Regions from separate parts of the Mus musculus genome. Here all the other regions are linked to region 2. A link is a loop called in an ENCODE intact Hi-C map of the cell type or tissue named here. Cell type or tissue: left cerebral cortex. All regions are shown on one strand. Region 1 has its middle 140 kb from the start of Gm40061. Region 2 has its middle 5.1 kb from the start of Rap2b. Region 3 has its middle 110 kb from the start of Rap2b. Region 4 has its middle 96 kb from the start of Rap2b. Region 5 has its middle 450 kb from the start of Gm40061.

What was found. Peaks named below come from ENCODE experiments on the same cell type or tissue, not always from the same donor. Only the 100,000 strongest peaks of a DNase experiment are listed, where the experiment ranks them.
Region 1: a loop joins it to region 2, with 4 times the contacts of the local background. A loop is called at or near these places in 2 of 42 quality-filtered maps.
Region 3: it touches region 2 in a loop (2.5-fold over the local background); 8 of 42 quality-filtered maps call a loop at or near these places.
Region 4: a loop joins it to region 2, with 5 times the contacts of the local background. A loop is called at or near these places in 9 of 42 quality-filtered maps.
Region 5: a loop joins it to region 2, with 2.0 times the contacts of the local background. A loop is called at or near these places in 2 of 42 quality-filtered maps.

The regions. Positions count from the first base shown.
Region 1 is chr3:61,533,689-61,538,688 of GRCm38, reverse strand. No RefSeq gene overlaps it. Among named protein-coding and RNA genes, the nearest start is that of Gm40061, 140 kb to the right of the region's middle. In left cerebral cortex, no CTCF peak of the experiment used is centred here; DNase peaks (open chromatin) are centred at 1,291 and 2,767.
Region 2 is chr3:61,356,930-61,361,929 of GRCm38, reverse strand. No RefSeq gene overlaps it. Among named protein-coding and RNA genes, the nearest start is that of Rap2b, 5.1 kb to the left of the region's middle. In left cerebral cortex, no CTCF peak of the experiment used is centred here; DNase peaks (open chromatin) are centred at 2,855 and 3,626; H3K27ac peaks cover 805 bases.
Region 3 is chr3:61,253,457-61,258,456 of GRCm38, reverse strand. No RefSeq gene overlaps it. Among named protein-coding and RNA genes, the nearest start is that of Rap2b, 110 kb to the left of the region's middle. In left cerebral cortex, no CTCF peak of the experiment used is centred here; DNase peaks (open chromatin) are centred at 2,628 and 3,102.
Region 4 is chr3:61,266,275-61,271,274 of GRCm38, reverse strand. No RefSeq gene overlaps it. Among named protein-coding and RNA genes, the nearest start is that of Rap2b, 96 kb to the left of the region's middle. In left cerebral cortex, CTCF peaks have their summits at 2,228 and 2,430 (motif pointing left); DNase peaks (open chromatin) are centred at 2,086 and 2,409; H3K27ac peaks cover 815 bases.
Region 5 is chr3:61,837,265-61,842,264 of GRCm38, reverse strand. No RefSeq gene overlaps it. Among named protein-coding and RNA genes, the nearest start is that of Gm40061, 450 kb to the right of the region's middle. In left cerebral cortex, a CTCF peak has its summit at 2,445 (motif pointing right); a DNase peak (open chromatin) is centred at 2,453.

The DNA of each region.
Region 1 (5,000 bases), 180 kb before region 2:
TTCCACATCTCATCTTAGACTATCCTCCATTTCAAGTATTCAGCAGTTAGATATAATTAGTGGCTGGTATTTGGACCACCCAGCTTCAAACTACACCAAAATCCTATTTGCCCGCACACCAAAGAACAAATCCTGCCTGATAGTTATTGAAACAACAACAACTACAAAAAAAAAAAAAAAAAAAAAAAAAAAAAAAAAAAAAACACATATTGAAAGGTAAAGGGAAAGTGAGTAGTCAAGGGGCTAACTCACTAAAAGCACATTCAAAGTAAGCCTTCTGTTACTAAGCGGCATCTGATTCCATTCCTGAGCCTTATCTCCTGAGGACTGTCCCTTCCTCCTATTTTATCCCCAGTCTCATCTTCTCTTCTTTACTTTAAATTTGTTGACTTCCTCAGACCAGCTTTAAAACTTTCTTCCAGACTTCTGGTCCCTGGGAAGTAAGCTATTCTGGTTAGAGTCTCTCCTCTCAGAAGAAAACTGCAAAATAAATAAATTATCTAAGAAGCTTGAGAAGACAGCTACAACTACCAATAAAAGTTAACCATGGCCAGCTAGATGTAGAGAAATAGTTCTAGTTTTTAGATAACTAAAAATAATGATGTGTGTTGCTGGCTAGCAAACTAGAGTGTGTGAGAAACACAAAGATTCCAAGGCCTGAAACTGCAGCATTTATCAGATGTCACATACCTTGAAAGGGTACCACAGCCCACTAGAGCATATAGAACACAAAGAGACAATAGCAAGACCTAGCAATATGTTATCACTTGTTATACAGAACTCATCTGATATGCCATAGCAACGAATGGAGTTGAAAAAAGACTTACAGATATTAGCATATCTTTAAATCTCTTGAATTCTGGAGACTGGAACTGATACCCACCACTCCTCACTTCAGGCTGATTTCTTTCTGTGTGAGATTTTGAGCAGCTCCAAAGCCTGTTAACAGAACCCCAGCCCCATCCTCACCCCCACCCCTCCACCCCCACCCCCAACCCCCACCCCATCCCCATCCCCACCCTGCCTAAGATTCTTGCTGATTGTGAGTCTAAGCTAGCTTCATCTTTCTCACACCCTACTTTCTTTAGTCTCTGTCTGGTAATTTATCTCTGCTTCCTTAGCACCTCCAATTTCTTCTCCATGTTCTTAAAATGTTCCTACTGAGCACATTATCATATTACCACCCTTGGCTGGTGATTAAACGACATCCAGGACCCTACAATTTCAATCTGAAGAGCCACTTCTTTTTACAACACACCCTTGAAATTGCTGAATTGCTGCCTCAAATCTTGCTTGGGGCCAGTAATTTTATTTTCCTAAAATAAATTCCTCACTCACTCATCTCTCTGGTCTGCATTCTGCTGAGTGCCACCCACTTCATCTAAGAAACTGAACAGTGTCTGTTATAACAACCAACCTCATATTGGTGTTCAGTCACAAATGGAAAATCACTTTTGCCTTGAAAGAGTAATTATTTTTGAAACCAAACAACCTGCATTAAACATTCTGGAATCTTCTAGTCTCTCTAGTTTTCATTTGCTCTTATTTAGCTTAAAAAACAAACAAACAAACAAACAAAAACTCTATTTCTACATGTCTAACTACTGAAAATAAGAACAACCACAAAATCAAACAACAGCAAAAACAAAACAAAACAACAACAAACCAACAATAACAAAACCAAAACCAAAAAAGCAAAAAATTTATCTACAACACTTATGAGATGGAACATATGGGTCTGTGTCTTTCATCCAACAACCAATTCATCAACATTCTGGTCCACAAATTCAATGTCCTAAAACTTAATTCAATTTCAATTATGAAACTAGCCTCCTAATGTTTGTTTGTATAGACTTAGACTTTGTAGGCTGGTTCACATATAGCTGGTATCCACTCCAGACCCAGTTGCTTCTAGCTATTCCCGGGGAATTTTATATATCTGTTTGACTGGCTGCAAAGTAAGGATTCATTTGATTTCACTTCCTGTTTAATAATTTGCTGTAACTGCTCACAGAACTCATGGAGATATTTTACTTATATTGATTGGCTTGTTACAAAGGCTATTATAAACCAATCAAGCGAATGAAGAAATAAACAGTTTTACAGTGTGAGATCAAGAAGTGTCTTAAGTTGAAGATTTTGTCTTTTGCACTTAAAGAGCGCTGCCTCCCAGGGCAACCTTGTGGCTCTCTGCCTTAAGACTTTTCTTGGAGGTTTCCTTATATAGTCCCTTTTTATAGAAGCATAGATGTTAAATCATTGACTCTAAGTTGTTCATCTTCAGCCCTGTCTACCTCCTATAGGTCTTCCGACAGAGCTGAAAGTCAGAACCCTTTAACCCATCTCAGTCTTTTCAGTGACAAGCTAAGAAGACCTTAGGGGCTGTCAGGGGACAGTCATCCATTAGCATCCAAACAGATACTTGTCACTCTGGGGAGTCAAAAAATCCTATAAACTTCTCTGTCAAGAACAAAGGGCAAAGACAAAATACCCTGTTCATCCCAGAAATTAAAAGGACATTAGGAGCTCTGTGTTAGAAACTAGGAATACAGACCAAATGTATGCTTAATATTTCACATCTAATTTGGATGGAGATTGAGAATATTCAGCTGCAAGATTGTAAATTCCAAACCTTTATAGATATTAAATCTCTGCTCAAAACAAGCAAATATTTTCTGAAACCAGATGGGCCTTGTCGAATTTGTCCAAGGTGCTATGCTTGTAAGTGTGGAAAATGCAGTCAGAAATTGAGTTTCAGGGAAAGTATTGCTCACTAGTACATTGAGTAGGCGTTGGAACATTCATTCTGGGTAAACTTCTTTACAATGAAATCTGTCAGAAAACAGCTTCTGCAGATACAATACCCCAACTTGCATTTAATTAGTATTTCATGAGCCTTCAAAAAGAGCACTTGCATGGATCAACACTCATGAATATTAACCAGAAATGACAAAAATCTTACAAGTAATTGTTGCCCTGTGAGTGCTTTACTTAGTTAAGCAGATCTTTTGTATTTATCAGCTAAGTCTCAACTGGTTCTTAATTGTTTTAAGAATGAACTAGCTTCCTAATTGGATCCCATGCAGATCACAGCTTGTTGTGAACCTCCACAGCAAAAGAAACTATACAAATATTAAACCACTGGGTAGGACTTTGGGGAAAATTTTAACTTATACCACAGAGTAAAATATGGCCTGGAAGCTTTGATGGAACTACTGGAGAATTTTTGCAAAAGAAAAGCTGGAAAGAAGGAAGGAAGGGAGAAAGAAGGAAGGAAGGAGGGAAGGAAGAGATTTTTAATTCAGAGTCTAGAAAAACTTCCTTTCAGAGGTAAAATCTACATCAGCAGTCTAGCTATAATACTCTATATTCAGCAATCTAAAAACAAATGGAAATCATGAAGGAACTATTATTACTCTTCAAATTATTTCTTCAGTCCTACAATTAAAAATATGTTATATTAACTATTGGGAAAGACAAATATATCACCTTACAGCATTGAGATACTTATTCTAGACCATAAATTTGAATGACAATGGACATGAAAATTAGATTTAGGTTATACCATTTGTGTGTTTTCCAGTATGGACATTAATTTCATAGCCTTTTTTTTCTTGGTACTTTTCTTTACTTACATTTCAAATGTTTTTCCCTTTCCAGGTCTCCTCTTCAAAAACCCCCTATCCCATCCTGTCTTTATTAGGGTATTCCCCCACCCACCCACCCACCCACCCACTCCTGCCTTCATGCCGTGGCATTCCTCTACACTTGGGCATCGAACATCCTCAGGCCCGAGGGCCTCTCTTCCGACTGATGTCCAACAAAGCCATCATCCGCCATGGGTTGCTCATTGTATATTCTTTGGTTGGTGGTCCAGCTCTGGCCAATTGATACTGTTGCAAATCCATGGGGCTGTAAACCCCCTCAGCTCCTTCAGTCCCTTCTCCAACTCCTCCATCAGGGATTCCTAATCTCAGTCCAATAGTTGGCTGCGAGCTTCCTCCTCTGTATTTGTCAGGCTCTGCAAGGCTTCTATCAGCAAGCACTTCCCAGCATCCACAATAACATCCAGGTTTGGTGGCTATATATGGGATGGATCCCCAGGTGGGGCAGTCTCTGAGTGGCTTTTCCTTTAATCTCTGTCCCACACTTTATCTCCATATTTCCTCCTGTAAGTATTTTCTTCACCCTTCTAAGAAGCACTGAAAAATCTACATTTTGGTATTCCTTCTTCTTAGGCTTCATATGGTCTTGGGTATTCTGAACTTTTGGGCTAATATCCACTTATCAGTGATGATATTCTTAAGTTCCATCCCTTTGCCTGTGAATTTCATGAACTCATTGTTTTCAATGGCTGAGTAGTACTCCATTGTGTAAATGTACCACATTTTCTATATCCATTCCTCTGTAGAGGGACATCTGGGGTCTTTCCAGCTTCTGGCTATTATAAATATGGCTGCTATGAACATAGCAGAGCATGTGTCCTTATTACATGTTGGAGCATCTTCTGGGTATATGCCCAGGAGTGGTATATCTGGGTCCTCAGGTAGTACTATGTCCAATTTTCTGAGGAACTGCCAGACCGATTTCCAGAGTGGTTGTACCAGCTTGCAATCCCACCAGAATTTCATAGTCTTTTATGGAAACAGAATAAATAAAGGTATGAATCAAGGCATTTTAAAAATACATTGATGAGCTGGGCATGGTGGTGCATACCTTTAATCACAGCACTCAGAAGGCAGAGGCAGGCAGATTTCTGAGTTCAAGGCCAGTCTGGTCTAGAAAGTGAGTTCCAGGGCACCCAGGGCTATTCAGAGAAACCTTGTCTAGAAAAAACAAAAAACAAACAAACAAAAATTACAGTGATGGAAACATGTAGATAAATATTAACAAGATGGGGAAACCTCAGCCATGGGGCTAAGATGCTATCTGGTGACATTCTTAGTCTTCTGATTGACAAAGAATACACTTTTGTTAAGTTAGTTCATTCCATATGGTTT
Region 2 (5,000 bases):
CTACTACCCTGCCTGAGCAACGGGACAGCCCCATCTAGAAGAGATATCCATGTAGACAAGTAGACCATACTACCGAAGCTTGATGGCTTTTTCTTTCTTTTTTATTTTTTTAAGATGTATTTATTATTATATGTAAGTACACTGTAACTGTCTTCAGACACCAGAAGAAGGCTTCTTCAACAACAGAAAAAAAAAAAAAGTTGCCATTTGAAAACATTCTATTTGGCATTTTTTTAGTAGCAGTTTTTAAACTATATCCCAATTATTTCCCTCAAATAAGATATACACAGGGAATTATGATTTAATATGAAGCCACGGCCCAAAAATTTTAGGAGGGGTGCCAGAGACTGAACCATTGTTTACTGTGATAATTAAGTGGCATACCATTGAACTATGTACTCAGCAATGTATGTGTATGTATGTGTTGAGAGTAGCTAGGCTAACAGGCCTGGATTGCTTAACTTAGCTTAAAGCATACATATTTTAAAGTTAATCACTTCCTTATATCATAGTTTTGTTTGTTTTGATTTTTTAATGAGTCATTATCTGCCCCATGGTATAAGGATTTATAGAACTAAGTCTGATTACCCTAACCACCATGTAAAACGTTAGAAGGCATTACCACACCTGGTTTATCTTAGAGCCTCCAATGGTTCATGATATTTATTATGATAAGAGACCCTCAATAAATATCCATCAGTACATAGGTAAATTGTTGCTCTTATGAGCTCTATCTGTGGTAGAAGGTTTTGATAATCCTTGATAAGCCATAGCAACTCCTTGGTCCAAAGAATATATATATATAGTTATATATCCTAATGGCCAAGTCTCTGAGTCCTGAAAATGCTGGAGAAATGACAACCAAGAAACCACACTGTCTTGAGTGACTACATAGAAATAATGCTGCCCTCAAGAGAGGCATTCAAGCTTCAGAGGGCAAATGCCCTCTGTGAAGAAGACACTGTCTTCTGATAATGTGAAAAGGAAAACAGCCTAAAGGAATTCACATAAGGGCAGCCTAGCTTTAAACAGATGCCCATACTTGATCTCCCCATTCACAGGACAGTTGCTAGGTCCCTTGCGAGATGTAGCTCTGGGCCTGCAAGGAAAGCAGGGATGCTACAAGGTGATGCTAAAGCTCTCAAGCAGAAAACTGCTCAGTTACACAGCCCATCTGTACAAAGGAGCTGATTTAACTGTGTCTGTAGATCTCCCAGAGCTAACTGCAGGTACACAAATCATTCTAAACTCTCCTCATTTAGAAAATCCCCAGAGTAAGTTGGTAGTGATGACGAAATTTTAAAGTAGAAGACTAATGAATTTGCAGAGTTCTCAAATGGTCCATCTCAAAGTCATTGAACTTCTGATCCTAGGACCACCTCGCTGCTTGAGGGTTTTAGCAAAGATACTTTGATAATAACCAACCGGAAGCTTCTCTGAAAATATTTTCTAATTTAAGCAGTCATTGATTCATAGGGTTGGTGGTACGCTTTGGATGGTCAACATATTTCGCATTACTTCATAGACCGATTTGAGCAGCCATTGAAAGAACAAGCATTGGCCAGTCTTGATGAGCTCTTGAAATCTTTGTTATCTTAAACCATCAGGAATAGCTTAGAATTATGACCAAGGTGAAAAGAGTCCTGCTCTGTCTTATTTCTGCAGTGACTACGCCTGTCTGGGTTTACTTGTACGTTGATCTTGTATTATTATTATTATTATTATTATTATTATTTCAATTATTCTTAAAAATAATGTGCATGAAATAATTTTAAATTAAATATCCTCTGTACAAAATGTACACACACAATATTAGGAAAATAATTTCAATGATTATCTCATTTGTCTCTTTTTATCAATCTGGTATTGCACATTATGCTCAGCAAATAAATTAATATACCTGTTAATATTGGGAATAAAATCTATTCATCTTAATAAAGAAGTTGTCCTGGACTGAGATGTCCTGAGGCTGGATGAGTATCATGATTCAGTAGATTTGGACCCATCCTGTTATATGCCCGTTTTGAATGGCTTGGCATATGTTAATTCTTTCAGTCAGTTTTAGAAAACAAGGTCAAAGTCCCTTCTCTCTCTCTTTTCTTTAAAGATTTAAAGATTTATTTTATTTATATGAATACACTGTAGCTGTCCAGAAGATTGTGAGCCTTCATGTGGCTGTGGGGGAATTGGGACCTCTGCTCACTCTGGTCATCCCTGGTCCCTTAGGCCCAAAAATGTATTTATTATTATTCATAAGTACACTGTAGTTGTCTTCAGACACACCAGAAGAGGACATCAGATCTCATTACGGGTGGTTGTGAACCACCATGTGGTTGCTGGGATTTGAACTCAGGACCTTCAGAAGAGCAGTCGGTGCTCTTAACCGCTGAGCCATCTCTCCAGCCCTGAAGTCCCTTCTCTTCACTTGATCTTAGCCAAAAGGCCGAGAAGCGATTGAAGTCCCTTCTCTTAAAGGTAAATTATCTGACCTTTTGTTTTGGGTCATCTGCCAGAGTCCCTTATCTATGGGGAAGACCCGTGCTCCTCTTGCTATTGGGTCTCAGATCTGCCAGAGACTTCATCTATGGGAAAGACCTGTGCTCCTCCTGCAGCACAACTTTATTTGGTGAAGGTACAAAGGAAGCTCGTGGAAGGAAGCATTTAGAGAGATTTAGTTGATCTAGGTTTTCTTGGTTTGAAAGAGCCACCTCAAACCCCCGTCTGTTTAAGATTCCTCTCCTCAGAATGTTCTGTTCCAGAGAACCAAATATAGAAATAGGAGAAATTGCTTAGCTCCATTACAAAGAATTTGTCTCTCTTTCTTTTCCCTCACAAACCACTGGATGAAAGGAGCCCCCATTTCTCCCTGCAGGGATGCCTGCACACCACTTCCCGACACAGTTGAAGCCTATCAGCCCTCTGCAGTGGTGACTCCTCCAACTCCTTCAGCCTGTGGTTCAGAGGGAGACAATGAGGGCCTGTGCAAAGGAACGGAAGTTGCACTTGTAAATCATCACCAGCAGTGGGGTCTGCTTTATAGAATCTGCCTAATGGGGACTCTGTTTTACTGGGAATTACATAATCGAGCAGAAAGTAGTATAAAAAAAGATTTGCGAGCTATAGCTTAGGAAGACCGTACCTCAAAGCAGAAAACAGTTTTGTGTTTATTGGTTTCAGGTCTGTTAGTAATGCTTGTAGGAAAATATATTTAAAGCCTGCTATGTACCAAAAGATTACTGTTATTTATTCAACATTTGTAATAAGGTCATATGACTGCTAAATATATTTTTAAAGTTCCTTTCTGTTAAGAGATTTCTATCCTTAAAAATCTTAACTGTTTTATACAAACAATCTTGTGGGATTAAAAAAAAGGAGTAACCCTTAAAAACTGATAAATATTTGTGGGTTTTGTGTAAGTTGAATATTATAAGTGAATGCTTCGAACGTTTGCTGTAAAGGGCTACAGTATAAATATGTCGGGTTTTTTTTTTTTTTTGTTTTTGTTTTTGTTTTGTTTTGTTTTGTTTTTTTTTTGGCCACTCTACCTCTTTACTACTTGTAAGCGTCATCTAGCATACAAGCCTCCTTAGACAATATGCAAATAAACGGTCATGGCAGAGTGCCAACAATACTTCCTTTGTGGAAACAGGTGGTGGACTGCATTTGGCTTGCAAGCCCATGGTTTGTTGATTTCTAAACCATGAATTGAAGAGGATGGGAGGAAAAATCCTTATTTGTTGCCAGAACGTGTTTAAATAAAAATGGACTACTAGTCTGTCAATGGATGTAGTTACACTTTTGGCTATAATCAATGGGAAATCACTTGTCAAATAGCAAGTATTTATCAACAGATGAAACTCAGTTTATATAATTTATAAATGCTCATATTGCTATTCTTACACAAATGTCAAAGGCATTAGCTAGGTTATATTATCTTTATTTCTTTCTTATTTATTTTCAAATAATTGATTTTCAATTCACTATTTTTAATAATTTTGATTATATTTGTCATATAATATGTTGCATATATATATACCATACTATACATATAAAATACATAAGTATTACACATATTATATAAAGTCACATATATATGAATATTAATGAAATTATTTCCTAGGTATATGTAAGTACACTGTAGCTGTCTTCAGACACCTCAGAAGAGGGCATCAGATCTCATTACAGATGGTTGTGAGCCACCATGTGGTTGCTGAGATTTGAACTCAGAACCTTCGGAAGAGTAGTCAGTGTTATAACCCACTGAGCCATCTATCTCTCCAGCCAGTATAGTTCATTTTATAACCATGTATTATACATGTTGAAAAAAAACCAAAAAAACCCCTTCAGACATTTTAATTGATTTTGATCTGACATACTTGAAAGGAATTATTGCCACCTAAATTTTTGAGAAAGTGCATTGGGATGTTCATAAATTCAAGTACCCAATGTTAATAACCTAGCATCTTTGTGCCATGTGCAACACAGACATGTGATAAGCAACTTTGGAAATATATTTACTTACCTTGGAAATAATTTCATTAATTTGTGATTAGCTTTTGATTTTAAATGGCTTTTAAATTAAAAATTTAAAAATATTCTTTTCCTGAATTTTCCCTTTTCCTATTGGGTGTCCTTTGTGAATTTCATGCCACAAGAAGGAAGTCTCCTTAGTTTTCATAAGCTGGTATTTTCTTCTAGCATGTGTATGGGTTATGTGTTGGCTTACTATTCAAATGAAGAAAAAGACATAAAATAGAAACCCGAGTAATGGGATGTTCAAGGAACAACAGTTTCTATGGAGAAGGAAGAGGAATCTAAGAATATGGATCAGAGGAGGAAGTGTCCTTCCTCTGGAAAGAGATAGAAAAGCCCAGTGACCCGAAGATGAGCTGACATCCCCAAAATCAATGCACTGCAAACAACCTCAGCATCACTAAAAAATGGCAATGTGCCTGCTGGAAAGGGGAGCAGCCAGGTATGAGTGGATGGGTGGAGAGTCC
Region 3 (5,000 bases), 100 kb after region 2:
TGACTTTAAAAGCACAGGCAACAAAAGGCTTGACAACTGAGATTACATAAAGCTAAGAAATTTATTCCCAGCAAGTAAAACTATCTATAGAGTGACGCATCAGCCTGCAGGACAGGAGAGAATATCTGTATTTTATTTACTTCTGAAGGGTTTACATCTAGAACTTCAAAACCCTCAACTATAATAGTTATCACCATCATTAATATCACTGTCACCACCATCATCTGATTGAATGATGGACAGATGACCCGCTTACTCATTTGTCAAAAGACATACAGGTGACTAACAAATATATTATAAATTTTGAACCACAGAGGCCATGAGGGAAATGCACATCAACATGACATAGACACATTGTCATCCAACTAGAATGACCCCTACATGAAAGAAATTCTGGCAGGAATATGTGGAATGAGGAAAGCTCATAACCTGTTAGCGAGGTTGTAAATTTGTATAGTCACCCTAGAAAAAGTGTGGAAATTTCTCGGACAAATAGGAAAACAAACCTGCTCCATGACCCAACAATTTCACTACTGGATGCAAAACTAAAGCAGTGAATTCCACTTATCAAAGAGACCTACACTCCTGTGCATATAATGACATCACTCACAGTAATCATGATCTGTAACTAGACTTGGTTGCCACCAAGCAGGCAATGGATGAAGAAAGTATAGCATGTGTACATCTTGAAATACAATGTAGTCATAAACATAGCTTTCATTTCAGCAGTATGAACATTAGGGTGAGTGAAAAAATTTAGGGACAGAAAGACAAATTGACCCTTTACATGTGGAGAATTAAAGCTGATCTTAGAAATAGAATACATCAGACCAGAGCCTGGGCACATTGCCAATGGACATAGAAGTACAGCTAAGGCCCAAGAACAAGGGCTAGTGGCAGAGTAATTGGGCACTATATGCAGTCCCCTAGATTCACTCTCCAGCATCACAGATTAGGCAACTGGGTGAAGATATAAGAATATTCTCTATAAGATAAATAACCTTGAATGTTCAAAAAGACAGAGGGGGACATTTGGTAGTGACATAGAAACCTAGTGCAGGGAAAACTCTCTGAAACCTACAAGTGTGACCATAGTGAAGTCTCCATGTAATGGAGGCAATGCCCCCCTGCCCCCATTGGTTATTTTCTATAATGAAGCAAGGCTCTTAGCAGTGGCACTAGGGCATCAACCCAGTTACAAAACTTTGACCTAGAATCTGCCATGTTTGCAAGATGTGGTAGGGTAAACATGGCACAAAACGTCTGGGAGTGACCAACCAATGACAGGTCTAACTTAAGGCCCAGACAATGAGAGGGAGCACATACCTTGCTGGCCAAGAACCAGAGGAACAGACAACTCAGGAGCCCAGGACAGAACTAAACATAACTGACAAAACAAAATAAAACAAAACATCATCAACAACAACAAAACAAAACACAACAACATATCCACAAAATCAATCAACCAACCAATCAACTCAGTCAATGAAATAATTCCTAATAATATTCTGCTATGAGTTTCTGAGCAGATATCACCTTGTTGTTCCACCGTGCAGATGGGGGGCACACCTCAGCCAGAATTGCTTCTATTCTACCCCACATAGATTCATAACCTGTGACCAATTATTTCCCTTACTTTCTTTGCAATCTCTCTTTCCACTACTCCTTGCACTGCACTCTGACAGCAAAAAACAAACAAACAAACAAACAAGCAAACAAAAAAATATTGCTCCCAGCTCCTACACTATGCCTTACACTTTAAAGGCATTTATTTTAAATGCACTTTGTGAATGATTATGTTAATAAACATTTAGAAATTGAAAGAAGGAAAGAAAGAGAGAGAGAAAGAAAGAAAGACAGAGAGAAAGAAAGAAAGAAAGAAAGAAAGAAAGAAAGAAAGAAAGAAAGAAAGAATGAGAGAGAGGGGGGGAGGGAGGGAGGGAGGGAGGGAGGGAGGGAGGGAGGGAGGGAGGGAGGGAGGAAAGAAAGAAAGGGAAGGAAGTAAAGGGGGAGGGAGGGAGGAAGGAAGAAAGAAAGACAGAGAGAAAGAAAGAAAGGGAAAAAAGAAAGAAAGAGAGAGAGAGAGAGAGAGAGAGAGAAAGAAAGAAAGAAAGAAAGAAAGAAAGAAAGAAAGAAAGAAAGAAAGAAAGAAAGAAAGAAAGAGAACAGTGAAGAAGGGTTTCTTTGGATGGTGACAGCTAGGAGAGAGGACTGCTAGTGTTCCCAACACAGAGAAATGAGAATTACTTGAGAGCAGATACAGCATCTACCCTGATTTGACCGTTTCATATTAAATGCTCATATTGAAATATCACATTGCATTTCATAAATATATGTTTTTGTGTTATAAATCCATGTGTGTATATTAAAATGATTGTAGATATTCCTGTTATCTCTGCTAATCATAATTATTTCTTTATATAACTGAGAAAAGCAAAACACACTTTCCTTATGTATTTTCATCCACAAAATAAAATAGCAAGGCTTTGGAGATTATAAAGCGACATAAAGGCCACTGGTAGTTGTTTTCCTAGTTGCCTTGTGTCTACTAATGAGGGCCTCAGTGATGATGTGTCTTTGTGCTGTATGGACATGCATTATGCAGTGTTGCTGATGTGTGAAAGTCCGCCCCACTATGCAACTTTCATCTTGCATTTATCCATGAGGCATCTGCAGCTCAACCTCTTCATGCACACTTTGTCAAAGGCATTATGTGATAAAGGACATTTTGATCCCATAGCCCACTGATTTTTCAAACATACCTAATTTACATTAATTCTTCCTTATTCAAAATGTTGCTATAATGGATTATTGCACCTTTGATTTGAAGAGTATTGAGATCACGTCCTAAAAAACAAATGGATTTGAAACTTTGATTTCTCTTAGTACAGTGCTAGGAGGTCAAAACCCGAGTGATAACCTTGAGCTCTTTGTTCCTTTCTTTCCCCATGTGCTCTCAAGATCCCCCACCTTAGCTCTGCAATCGTTTTGTTCAACCTGTCTCTTCTGTTCATGTTGATATAATGCACTCAAAGCAAGCTCTGCCTCCTCCGTTACCATGGAAATACTGTCTTATTTTTGTAATCTTTCTTCATCACATTATGCATCCATTCAATTCTGTAAGGGCTTTACATTCTGATTTCACATATCTTAACAAAGAAGTCTCTCTGCAAAATTAACCTCTGACCTTTGCTGTCTACTGCAGTAACCTTGCACTATTTGCTAAGATACATAAGCTTTCTCCCAAAGCTGTATGCATCCGTAGGTGGAAGAGAGAATAAATGGAGTAGTTAGAAAAATTCTATTTTCTATAGTTCAATTTCTACAGTTGTGATGTGTGTCCTTACATGGTATTGTGTAACTGGCTGGGCAGGGTCATGAAAAATTTGTCAACCGAAAAAAGCTTTTGAACATTCAATGACCAAAATTAATTCAAAAAGCATATGTGTCATGAATCCAAAGTGTTGTCATGCAATGCCAACAGACACTGCCTGACACACCTCAGCTCAGGTTCCAGACTGTTGTGTGGATATTGCAGTGTTATTACTGTACCAAGTTTTCTGTTCTTTTATAAACATGATGGTCTAATGAAGAAGAATGAAGGCTTCGAATATTTCCCTACTATGATCCTTCTCTATTTTTGGAATGTATTGTTGGAGTTTAAAAATTGGTTTGATTTGGTTACTTGAGTTTCATATAAGATCATTAAGTAGATGTTGGTTTGTGATTAGGACAGAATCTCCAAAAATATCTGAAATATTTCTAAACATATGTCTGTCATTTTGTAGTATGTACTGTTGTGAAATGGCCTTCTCAGCAGGGATGACAATACTGAAATATCAGTTGTATATTCAGGGTTCTCTAGAGTCACAAAACTTATGGGTAGTCTCTATATAGTAAAGGACTTTGTTGATGACTTACAGTCTGTAGTCCACCTCCCAACAATGGTCAGCAGCAGCTGTGAATGGAAGTCCAAGGATCTAGCAGTTACTCAGTCCCACACAACAAGCAGGCAAAGGAGAGAAAGAGTGTAAATCTTTCTTTTTCCAATGTCCTTATGTAGGTCTCCAGCAGAAGGTATAGCCCAGATTAAAATTGTGTGCCACCATGACTTTAATCCCAGATGACCTTGAACTCAGAGGTCTCCCTGTCTTAATTTTCTGGAATTCATAGCCACTATGCCTCAAGATTTCTGTGTCAAGATCCAGGTAAGAAACTTGTATCTCCCAGCCTCCAGATTAGGATCACAGGTGAGCCTCAAATTCTGGATTGTAGTTCATTCCAGATATAGTCAAGTTGACAACCAGGGATAGCCACTACATCAGTCAACCCTGAAAAATGTTGAAGGTGGTCTATATATCCTACGGTAACAAATGTTCAGCCAAGATTTACTTCTTTATGTAATATTAAAAAGTACACTAACTCATTAGTATGTAAATTTCCTGTTCTCTTTATCATATACCAAAAATGTATTGAAAAATAAACTCCTTTATGACTTGTCAGCAGTAAATGTTTGGCTTATTTCCCTATTTCATATCCCCAGGGTCATGGGAAACTTTGTCAGAAATAAAGGGGCCCTGAGTGAATGTGCTTAAGAAGCTCTGGTCTCTGGAAAGAAGACAGAATTTTCAACAAGTGGTGCTGGCACAACCGGCAGTTTTCATGTAGAAGAATGTGAATTGATCCATTTTTATCTCCTTGTACAAAGCTCAAGTCTAAGTGGATCAAAGACCCCCACATAAAACCAGAGACACTGAAATTTATAGAGGAGAAAGTGGGGAAAAGCCTCAAAGATATGAGCACAGGGGAAAAATTCCTGAACAGAACAGCAATGGCTTGTGCTATAAGATCAAGAATCAATAAATGGGACCTCATAAAATTGCAAAGCTTCTGTAAGGCAAAAGACACCGTCAATAAGACAAAAAGGCAACCAACAGATTGGGAAAGGATCTTTAACTATCCTAAATCAGATAGGGGACTAATATCCAATATATATAAAG
Region 4 (5,000 bases), 91 kb after region 2:
GCCTATCTTATAAAACAGAAGAGGGGAACTTTTGAGGAGACTGTACCCCGAGCACCAAGAGTGTCTGTGTCTATGGCACTCTTTACACTCAATTTTTTAAATATTGATGTTCATGGCCATACTGCGGCTGAACGTCATTGTACAGAGCCAGATAGGCCCAATGAGATGGTTAAATGGAAAAATGTCCTTGATAATAAATGGTATGGCCCGGATCCTATCTTGGTAAGATCCAGGGGAGCTGTCTGTGTTTTCCCACAGAATGAAGACAACCCATTTTGGGTACCAGAAAGACTCACCCGAAAAATCCAGACTGACCAAGGAAATACTAATGTCCCTCGTCTTGGTGATGTCCAGGGCGTCAATAATAAAGAGAGAGCAGCGTTGGGGGATAATGTCGACATTTCCACTCCCAATGACGGTGATGTATAATGCTCAAGTATTCTCCTGCTTTTTTACCACTAACTAGGAACTGGGTTTGGCCTTAATTCAGACAGCCTTGGCTCTGTCTGGACAGGTCCAGATGACTGACACCATTAACACTTTGTCAGCCTCAGTGACTACAGTCATAGATAAACAGGCCTCAGCTAATGTCAAGATACAGAGAGGTCTCATGCTGGTTAATCAACTCATAGATCTTGTCCAGATACAACTAGATGTATTATGACAAATAACTCAGCTGGGATGTGAACAAAAGTTTCCGGGATTGTGTGTTATTTCCATTCAGTATGTTAAATTTACTAGGACAGCTAATTTGTCAAAAAGTCTTTTTCAGTATATGTTACAGAATTGGATGGCTGAATTTGAACAGATCCTTCGGGAATTGAGACTTCAGGTCAACTCCACGCGCTTGGACCTGTCCCTGACCAAAGGATTACCCAATTGGATCTCCTCAGCATTTTCTTTCTTTAAAAAATGGGTGGGATTAATATTATTTGGAGATACACTTTGCTGTGGATTAGTGTTGCTTCTTTGATTGGTCTGTAAGCTTAAGGCCTAAACTAGGAGAGACAAGGTGGTTATTGCCCAGGCGCTTGCAGGACTAGAACATGGAGCTCCCCCTGATATATGGTTATCTATGCTTAGGCAATAGGTCGCTGGCCACTCAGCTCTTATATCCCACGAGGCTAGTCTCATTGCACGGGATAGAGTGAGTGTGCTTCAGCAGCCCGAGAGAGTTGCAAGGCTAAGCACTGCAATGGAAAGGCTCTGCGGCATATATGAGCCTATTCTAGGGAGACATGTCATCTTTCATGAAGGTTCAGTGTCCTAGTTCCCTTCCCCCAGGCAAAACGACACGGGAGCAGGTCAGGGTTGCTCTGGGTAAAAGCCTGTGAGCCTAAGAGCTAATCCTGTACATGGCTCCTTTACCTACACACTGGGGATTTGACCTCTATCTCCACTCTCATTAATATGGGTGGCCTATTTGCTCTTATTAAAAGGATAGGGGGAGATGTTGGGAGCCGCGCCCACATTCGCCGTTACAAGATGGCGCTGACAGCTGTGTTCTAAGTGGTAAACAAATAATCTGCGCATGTGCCAAGGGTATCTTATGACTACTTGTGCTCTGCCTTCCCCGTGACGTCAACTCGGCCGATGGGCTGCAGCCAATCAGGGAGTGACACGTCCGAGGCGAAGGAGAATGCTCCTTAAGAGGGACGGGGTTTCGTTCTCTCTCTCTCTTGCTTTTTCGCTCTCTTGCTTTTCTCTCTCTCTTGCTTCTCTCTCTTGCTTTTTCGCTCTCTTGCTTCTCGCTCTCTCTTGCTTCTTGCTCTCTTGCTTCTTGCACTCTGTTCCTGAAGATGTAAGAATAAAGCTTTGCCGCAGAAGATTCTGGTCTGTGGTGTTCTTCCTGGCCGGTCGTGAGAACGCGTCTAATAACACTTCCATAGTGAGAGAAATGATGACTCATGAGAGCCAGCACAGAACTTGGTTCTCTAGATTTTCATCATCATGTTATGAGCACCTAGAGGAGATAAAAATGTGAAACTCCGAAGTAGCAAGCTGGAAGGCAGGAGTGCAGCCAGGGGGCTTTTCAGGATACACTTTGACAGCAAGTTGAGACAGATGCTAAACAGGGAAGGTAGGAATGACATTTGCCAAGTATCTCTCCAGAGGGTGGAGTGAGTCAAGTGTTTTTAAGGAGGCAGTGCTGAGCAGAGTGTCTGTCTGACTAAGAAAAGGCCAGGATGAGTAACTTTTGTTATATAACACAAAGGGACAGGAGCCTTACTGTACAGGAATGTCTGGAATGTCTTTTGTACAAAGCTATAATGGATCTGAAAGAATTAAATTTTAAGATGCATTTTAAGAGGCCAGTGTCAAAGGAAGATATATTTGCTTGGTTTTTGTTTTGTCTTGGTTTTTTTTCTTTTTCCTAATAACAAATGAAATCTACCATGGGATAGTTTTCATAGATTCTTTGGGTGCCACCTAGTGGTGCAAGGGAGGAGAGCAACTGGAAATAACTGAAAAATGAAAACAAATTCTAGTTCCTATGTAGGGAAAAATTGTGTGGTGCAAAGCTGATTTTGAGGGAAAAACCATTAATGCGCACTGGTACAAACCAGGTATTTTGGAGACGCTAGGGGGCTTTGAACTCTAACCTTTCCTTGATTGCCACTGCAGACTGTGCAAGCTTGAGATGAACCTATGACAAACAACACACACAGATGGCAGAAGGAGCATGAGCTTGCAGAGACTATCTGCGCTTTATAGATACAGCGTATCTATTTGCATTTCACAAATGCAGTCCTGGCCTCTCCCAGTAATTATAAACAGTATCAAAATCCTGTTAGATGTTCTCTGCAGAGTTTGAAATGGGTATCAAGAAATTCAAGATATTCGGACTCTATAGCTAGTATAATTCACTCTATCACACTTTTTTTAATAAAAATTGTATGCTTACAATAAAAGAGGAGAAATATCACCCTCTCTGATGAGCTATGTGTGTTATTTGTAAGTTAATTCTTGATATCTATATAGGGAAAGCCTCTGAATCCTAGAGGGTTAATAGTTGCAAAGCCCACCCAAGGTTTTCAACTTTAATGTCCATGACAAACTGGCAGGTGTTTATGCTCCCCTTTGCTGATTCATTGTGTTCTAACTGAGGGGCAAGTCCCTTAAGGTTCTTCATGTCCTGTTATCCCTTTGTCAGCATTATTGGGGTCAGAATAGTTGGCTTAGGTTGGATGTCCATTTGTTACCAATAACAGTGAGAAGAGGGATTTGAAAGCTGATTTTTGCCCTGAATACACAGGAGCCTTGGACGAAATGTTCCTTTCTCTGCTCATTAAAGTCAACTTAGGAATATGTAACTGTTGACTAGGAACACTTACAGTAAAGTCTGTGACTATGCAGTAAATGTATAGACACAGTGAATGACAAGGTGTCATTACTTATAACACTGATCCAGCCAGCCAACCAGAAACTGACCTGTCTTCAATTTATTATCATATGCATAATAAAGCCTCTCCTTTTAAAATTCTTTGAAAATATTTTCCTGTTGTTGTCAATTAACTTCAGAATAGGCCACACAACACTATTATTTTCTTTGGCATCATTTCTTAATGGGAATTTCAAAAGGTAACCATTTTCTTTATCTTTTTATTTTCATATGCTAATTAATAATTAATATTGTTTTTCTCATTGTTGTGACAAACATAACTGAGAGAAGGACTTATTTTAGCCCACAGCTTGGCGGTCATAGTCCATCAAAGCAAGAAAAATATAGGGGTGAGAATTTGAGGCATCTGATTATGTTTTACCCAAACTAAGGAAGCAGAGGAGGATGAATACTAATGTATAGATGGCTCTCTATTGTGTCCCTCTGTGTTTAGTCTAGGACATGCACATGCACGGTACCACACAATTTTAGTGTAGGAGGCATATCCCTCCTTAGTTAAACCCCTCTGGGACATTTCTGGCCCCTGCATCCCCAAATACACACATGTGATTGTACACATACACACACGAGTGCACACACACATGAGCGCGCACACACACACGCATACACATACAGAGAGAAAGACAGAGACAGAGACAGAAAGAGAGAGATGGACAGAGTCAGAGAGACAGAGAGATAGAGAAATACACACACAGTGGTAGGTCTCTCAGGTAATTCCAAATATAGAAAAATCTTTTTTTTTCTTTTCTCTTTATTAGATATTTTCTTTATTTACATTTCAAATGCTACCCTGAAAGTTCCATATACCCTCCCCCTGTCCTGCTCCCCTATCCACCCATTCCCACTTCTTTTTTTTTTTCCATTTTTTATTAGGTATTTCGCTCATTTACATTTGCAATGCTATACCAAAAGTCCCCCATAGCCACCCACCACCTCTCCCCTACACACCCACTCCCCTTTTATGGCCCTGGCATTCCCCTGTACTGGGGCATATAAAGTTTGCGTGTCCAATGGGCCTCTCTTTCCAGTGATGGCCGACTAGGCCATCTTTTGATGCATATGCAGCTAGAGTCAAGAGCTCCGGGGTACTGGTTAGTTCATAATGTTGTTCCACCTATAGGGTTGCAGATCCCTTTAGCTTCTTTGGTACTTTCTCTAGCTCCTTCATTGGGGGCCATGTGATCCATCCAATAGCCGACTGTGAGCATCCACTTCTATGTTTGCTAGGCCCAGGCATACTCTGACAAGAGACAGCTATATCAGGGTCCTTTCAGCATAATCTTGCTAGTGTATGCAATGGTGTCAGCATTTGGAAGCTGATTATGGGATGGATCCCCGGATATGCTAGTGTCTACATGGTCCATCCTTTTATCTCAGCTCCAAACTTTGTCTCTGAAACTCCTTCCAAGGGTGTTTTGTTCCCACTTCTAAGGAGGGGCATAGTGTTCACACTTCAGTCTTCATTTTTCTTGAGTTTCATGTGTTTAGGAAATTGTATCTTATATCTTGGGTATCTTAGGTTTTGGGCTAATATCCACTTATCAGTGAGTACATATTGTGTGAGTTCCTTTGTGAATGTGTTACCTCACTCAGGATG
Region 5 (5,000 bases), 480 kb before region 2:
ATTCACTGATACTTTTTTTTCTCTAGCTAAAAAAAAATGTTATATCCACGTATTATCGTATATATTTGGTACATCTTCAAACACTGCAGTGCCCTGCTAATGTTGGTTTAATTCTTCCTTCCAGTTCACAGAGAAGAAAGCTGATGTGCAAAACTATAGCAACACAAAACAAAGGGTTTTAGAGTTAAGCCTTAGCACCATGCCCTGCTGCCTCGCCACAAAGCTGCTGTAGAAGGATGCTGCATTTTCTGTATGTTCTCAGCCTCTAACAGTAACACACTGATAAGGAAGTTGTAGCCTGGCAGCCCTAAGCCCCCATTTATTTCTGCTGGAACTCCAGCCCCTAGTGGAGACCTTTTTAAGGTCTAAGATCTTGCCAGAGTACACAGACACCCATCCTCATCAGGAACTTCTGATAGTTGTTCCTCTGTAGAATGGACTCTTCTTCGATTCATTGAGGGAGTGGAGCCTGCAGCACATCCATTACTGACTTCAGTCCTGCAAACTACTGAGCTGGCTGATGTTAACATTTACTTTTCTGTACAACAGTGGATGGGTTGAGATAACAACACATATTGTTCTTTGGACTTTTCTCATCAGAGCTCCAACTACTCTGTGATTCTCAAGATTTGCTGCCAAGTTCAGCTTACAGTAGAAGCCCTTCCTTCTGCTCTTTTCACTTAGAAGTTCTAGCGTTTCCCCTTTTTCTCTGACAAATCTGAATATTTTTCATCTCAGCATTGGGTGAAATAGAATTAAGTGTTATCTTCACCTGGGAAAAGTTTCTCTAATACACTGTGAATCAAATCCTCAGATTACTATTTGTAGGTAAATATCTTAAGTAATTTGCCATATACAACTGAATTCTTTCTAGCCTAGAACTCTGATGCATAATGTACTAAATTTCAAAGTAGATTGCTAGTATATGTATATACTAGCACATATATATACACATATATTTATATATTGCATAGTGTCTACTATATAGTTAGTATATAATATATTATATAATATATATTATACATAACTATATTTTATAGCATATAATTACAGTATATAATATATAGTATATAGTATATACTAATATATACTAGACCCTATGCACTATACTATATTCTACATATATATTTATATAGAGATATAAATATATATTATATTGCCATAGTGATTTTTTTATGTTATTTGAAAGAAATTGGGTGGCGTATGCCCTATTTTAACTTTGTTATAAATATAACATATATATATAATATAACATATATACTATATGTGATTATATTTTTTATTTACTAAATTTCTAAAAGTGTTCAAGCCAGCTGCAAAACTGCTGGTATCTAGAACTAAACCACGATGGGGATATGCACAGGATAGGAATATTCAATGCTACAAATGAGGGTTCCCCTAAGCCCAGCCTCAGCCCACAAGAACCCTTTGCTAACTGTTCAACCTGCACTGCTGCACTCCCTCTCATTTGGTTAAGGACTGAAGGATGTGGAGGAGGGGAAATCACTGAAGGCTTTACTTGAAATAAGGACGCACTCACTTTCTGTGAATCCAAACACTCCCCCTTTATGTTCACTGTTATCTTGTTCCTAGTCATCCATCTTTGGGGGAACAGGAGAAGCATGAGAATGCTTTCTGCATCATTTTACATTCAAATTGGTAAAATCAAAAATAAATACTTGAAATCAAGAGTATTTTGTATTACCATCGTGATTTTGATTTTACCAGCTTGTATCCAATGATAAGTGAAAGAAATTGGGAGGCCTCTCTGCTTTATTTGAGCTGTTATAGTTTAGATTTACAACAATGTTTCTCAGCACTACAGTATTATTTCAATTACTTGGATATCTGTCAGACTATTCCCTTGCCAGTCCCTTCCCAGATCAGCTCAGATTTCAGAGGTGGGGTACTTGTATAGATTGGGTCTGAAATGTTTCCAAGGGCCTAGGTGTTTACAGCTTTGTTCCTGATCATGGTACTAAATGGAGGCAGTAATGTATTTGAAAGGTGGTTTGGACTAGAAGGCAGGTAAGTCACTGTGTATGTCATTGAAGGGGATATTGTGGTTTTTCTGTTTCTAATTAGATTATTTTAAACTTATTTTCTCAGTAATAAAAAGCTAAGATATCTATTGTCTAATATCCCAAAATATATTAAGTTCTCAGGTAACAATAATATGTGCTCAGATATAGCAACCACTGTATAGTTTCAATTTTCATACGTGATTAAATTATGGTCCATGTGTAAATTAAGTCGGGACAAGATTAGTTTTCTAAAACATCGTCGTGTATCAAAGTAAACCACTGAAAATTAAGTATTTCAAGTATTACTTTTATTGATTTAAAATATTTAAAAATTATTCTTGAAATAATATTTTATGTTTATAAATAGGTGTTTTGCTGCATGTATGCCTGTGCACCACATGTATGCAGTGCCTTCTGAGGCCAGAAGAGGGCAGTATATCCTCTGTAATCCAAAGGAGTTATCACCTGCCATGGGCATTCTGGGACTAGAACCCTCTGAAAGAGTAAGAAGTGGTTTGTTTGTTTGGTTGGCTGGTTTTAGTTATTTATTTACATTTCAAATGTTGTTTCCCTTCATGGTTCCCCTCCAAAAGCCCCCCACCCCATCCCCCCTACCTGTTATCTCTATGAGGGTGCTCCTCCACACACCCATCCACCCACCCACTCCTGATCCACTGCTCCAGCATCCACCTACTCTGGGGCATCAAACCTTCACAGGACCAAGGGCTTCCCCGCTCAATGATGCCAGATAAGGCCATCCTCTGCTACATATATAGCTGGAGCCATAGATCCCTCCATGTGTACTCTTTGGTTGGTAGTTTAATCCCTGGGAGCTCTGGGGAGTCTGGTTGGTTGATATTGTTGTTCTTTCTATGGGGTTGCAATCCCCTTCTGCTACTTCGGTCCTTCCCTTAATTTATCCATTGTTATTCTTAACCAAGGAGCCATCTCGCCATCTCCTGTTTCTGCATGTTTTAACAATGTACTGTTTGTATTTAGTTTATCTTAAAGATTTAGGAAAGGCATACATGTAACAACAGTAGAGGGATGGGCCAGTTGGTAAAGAGCTCATTCAAAAAGCTTGAGTGTCTGAGTCCAGATTTCCATCATCAACAAAAATGCAAACATAAATCGTTGGGAGGCAGAGGTGGGAAGACTCTTAAAGCTCATTGCCAAAGTATTACACAAAAGTAATGACTGTTGAAATGAAAAGAATGAAAACCTAGATAAATATCAGACACCTGGACTAGATGGCAAATTTTGAAATGCAAGGTAGCTTTGGAAATATATCACATTTATTCAAAGAAACACAGAGAATTACATTTGTATCATTATGAAAGCATCCTGCTTTTCTAAATGTTGCATCTAAATTTCTAATATAGGATCATAACACTCCCTTCAAAAGTAGGCTCAGTCTTTTCTTTTTGATGAACATTCTCTAGAAATGACCATTAATTCTGGTTTTGTCTCCTCTAGTTTGTGAGGAAAATCCAATTAATAGGCAAAAGGGAATGTTCTCACAATAATACTTCATTTTAATAGCAAATGCATTTTAGCACAATTACCACATTCATTTCATTCATGTAAGAGGGGTTAAAGACAATTTACCTTCAGAGTTCCTATGATGAAGTGGATTATTAGAAATTATAAAAATCACATTAAAATGAAGTCACAAGGGACTGAACTCCAGAAAGCAATTTTCTGAACGATCATGCAGGTAATTTAAGGTTTTAAGGAACTTGACTGTCAATATTCTCATGAAGAATCAGAATAAACATAAACAATGCAGACTGGAAATGACACTGAAATGTTTAGTTAATTGCAGGTTTCTTTTAGTTGAACTATGACTTCTCTCCAGTGTTATTTAGTACAGCTGACAATGATGTGACAACTATATATCTCTAACTATTTGTTCTGAGAAAGATGAAAACATTTCCCTGTCTGAGTAATGACGGAGAGGACTTTGAAATGTTCATGGAAAGTATGGCTCTGTTGTTACAGGCCAGTGTGGGAGCAACTTGAAGGCTTGATATCTTTGAGATTATGTTCGGGAAATCACTGAACAAAAGGCTTTAATAAAGGATAACACAGGATCAAAGAGTAAATGTAGCGCAATTGTACTATTAAGCATCTATATACACAGCTTATGAAATTTTGTGGACTGGACACACCTGTGTAGTCATTGCCTTAAGTCCCATCATTCTAAACTGAATTCCTCAGAACTGTGATTGGCCTGCTTTCATTAATCTAAATGAAATAAAGCTGCCTGTAGTTATTTATGTTTTCTTCATTTTACTCAATAATCTGCTTTCAGATGCCTCTAAGTTGATGTTGCCAGTAAGTTTTTCTATAGTCTTGTATTGAAAGAACAGTCTGCAGATTTATTTATTTCTCCTATTTGTAAGCATTAGGATTGCTTCAATGTTTCAATGGGTTTCTTCCTTCCTTCCTTCCTTCCTTCCTTCCTTCCTTCCTTCCTTCCTTCCTTCCTTCCTTCCTTCCTTCCTTTTGTTCTTCCTTCCTTTTTCTTTCTTTCATTACTGGAAAATCTTAATATACAGCTCAGTCTGACTTTGTAGCTCCAAGTGGTCTAACATTTGTTATTCTTTTGCTTCATCCCCCAAGTACTGGGGATGTTAGGTAGACACCACTATGCCAGTCCTGTTCCAGGTCTGTTAATACATTAATTAATATGGTTTTACTTTGTGCATGTTATTTGGTGCACGTGTTTACCCATTTCTCTTAAGTATACAGTTCCTTAATGATTCCTGAGTTGTAAGTATATATTCAGATTGTTACATACTTAACATTATTTTCATGTATGAATTTCAGTAGTAAGTACCAAAGAAAACTTGTATGTATATAAAAATTGTATATTCAGAACTGGGGTAGAGATTTCTTAGTGGTTGAGGGTGCTTTTTCAGCAATCATGCAGTCTGAAGCCAAGATCTAAACATACACAACACAAAGACACAC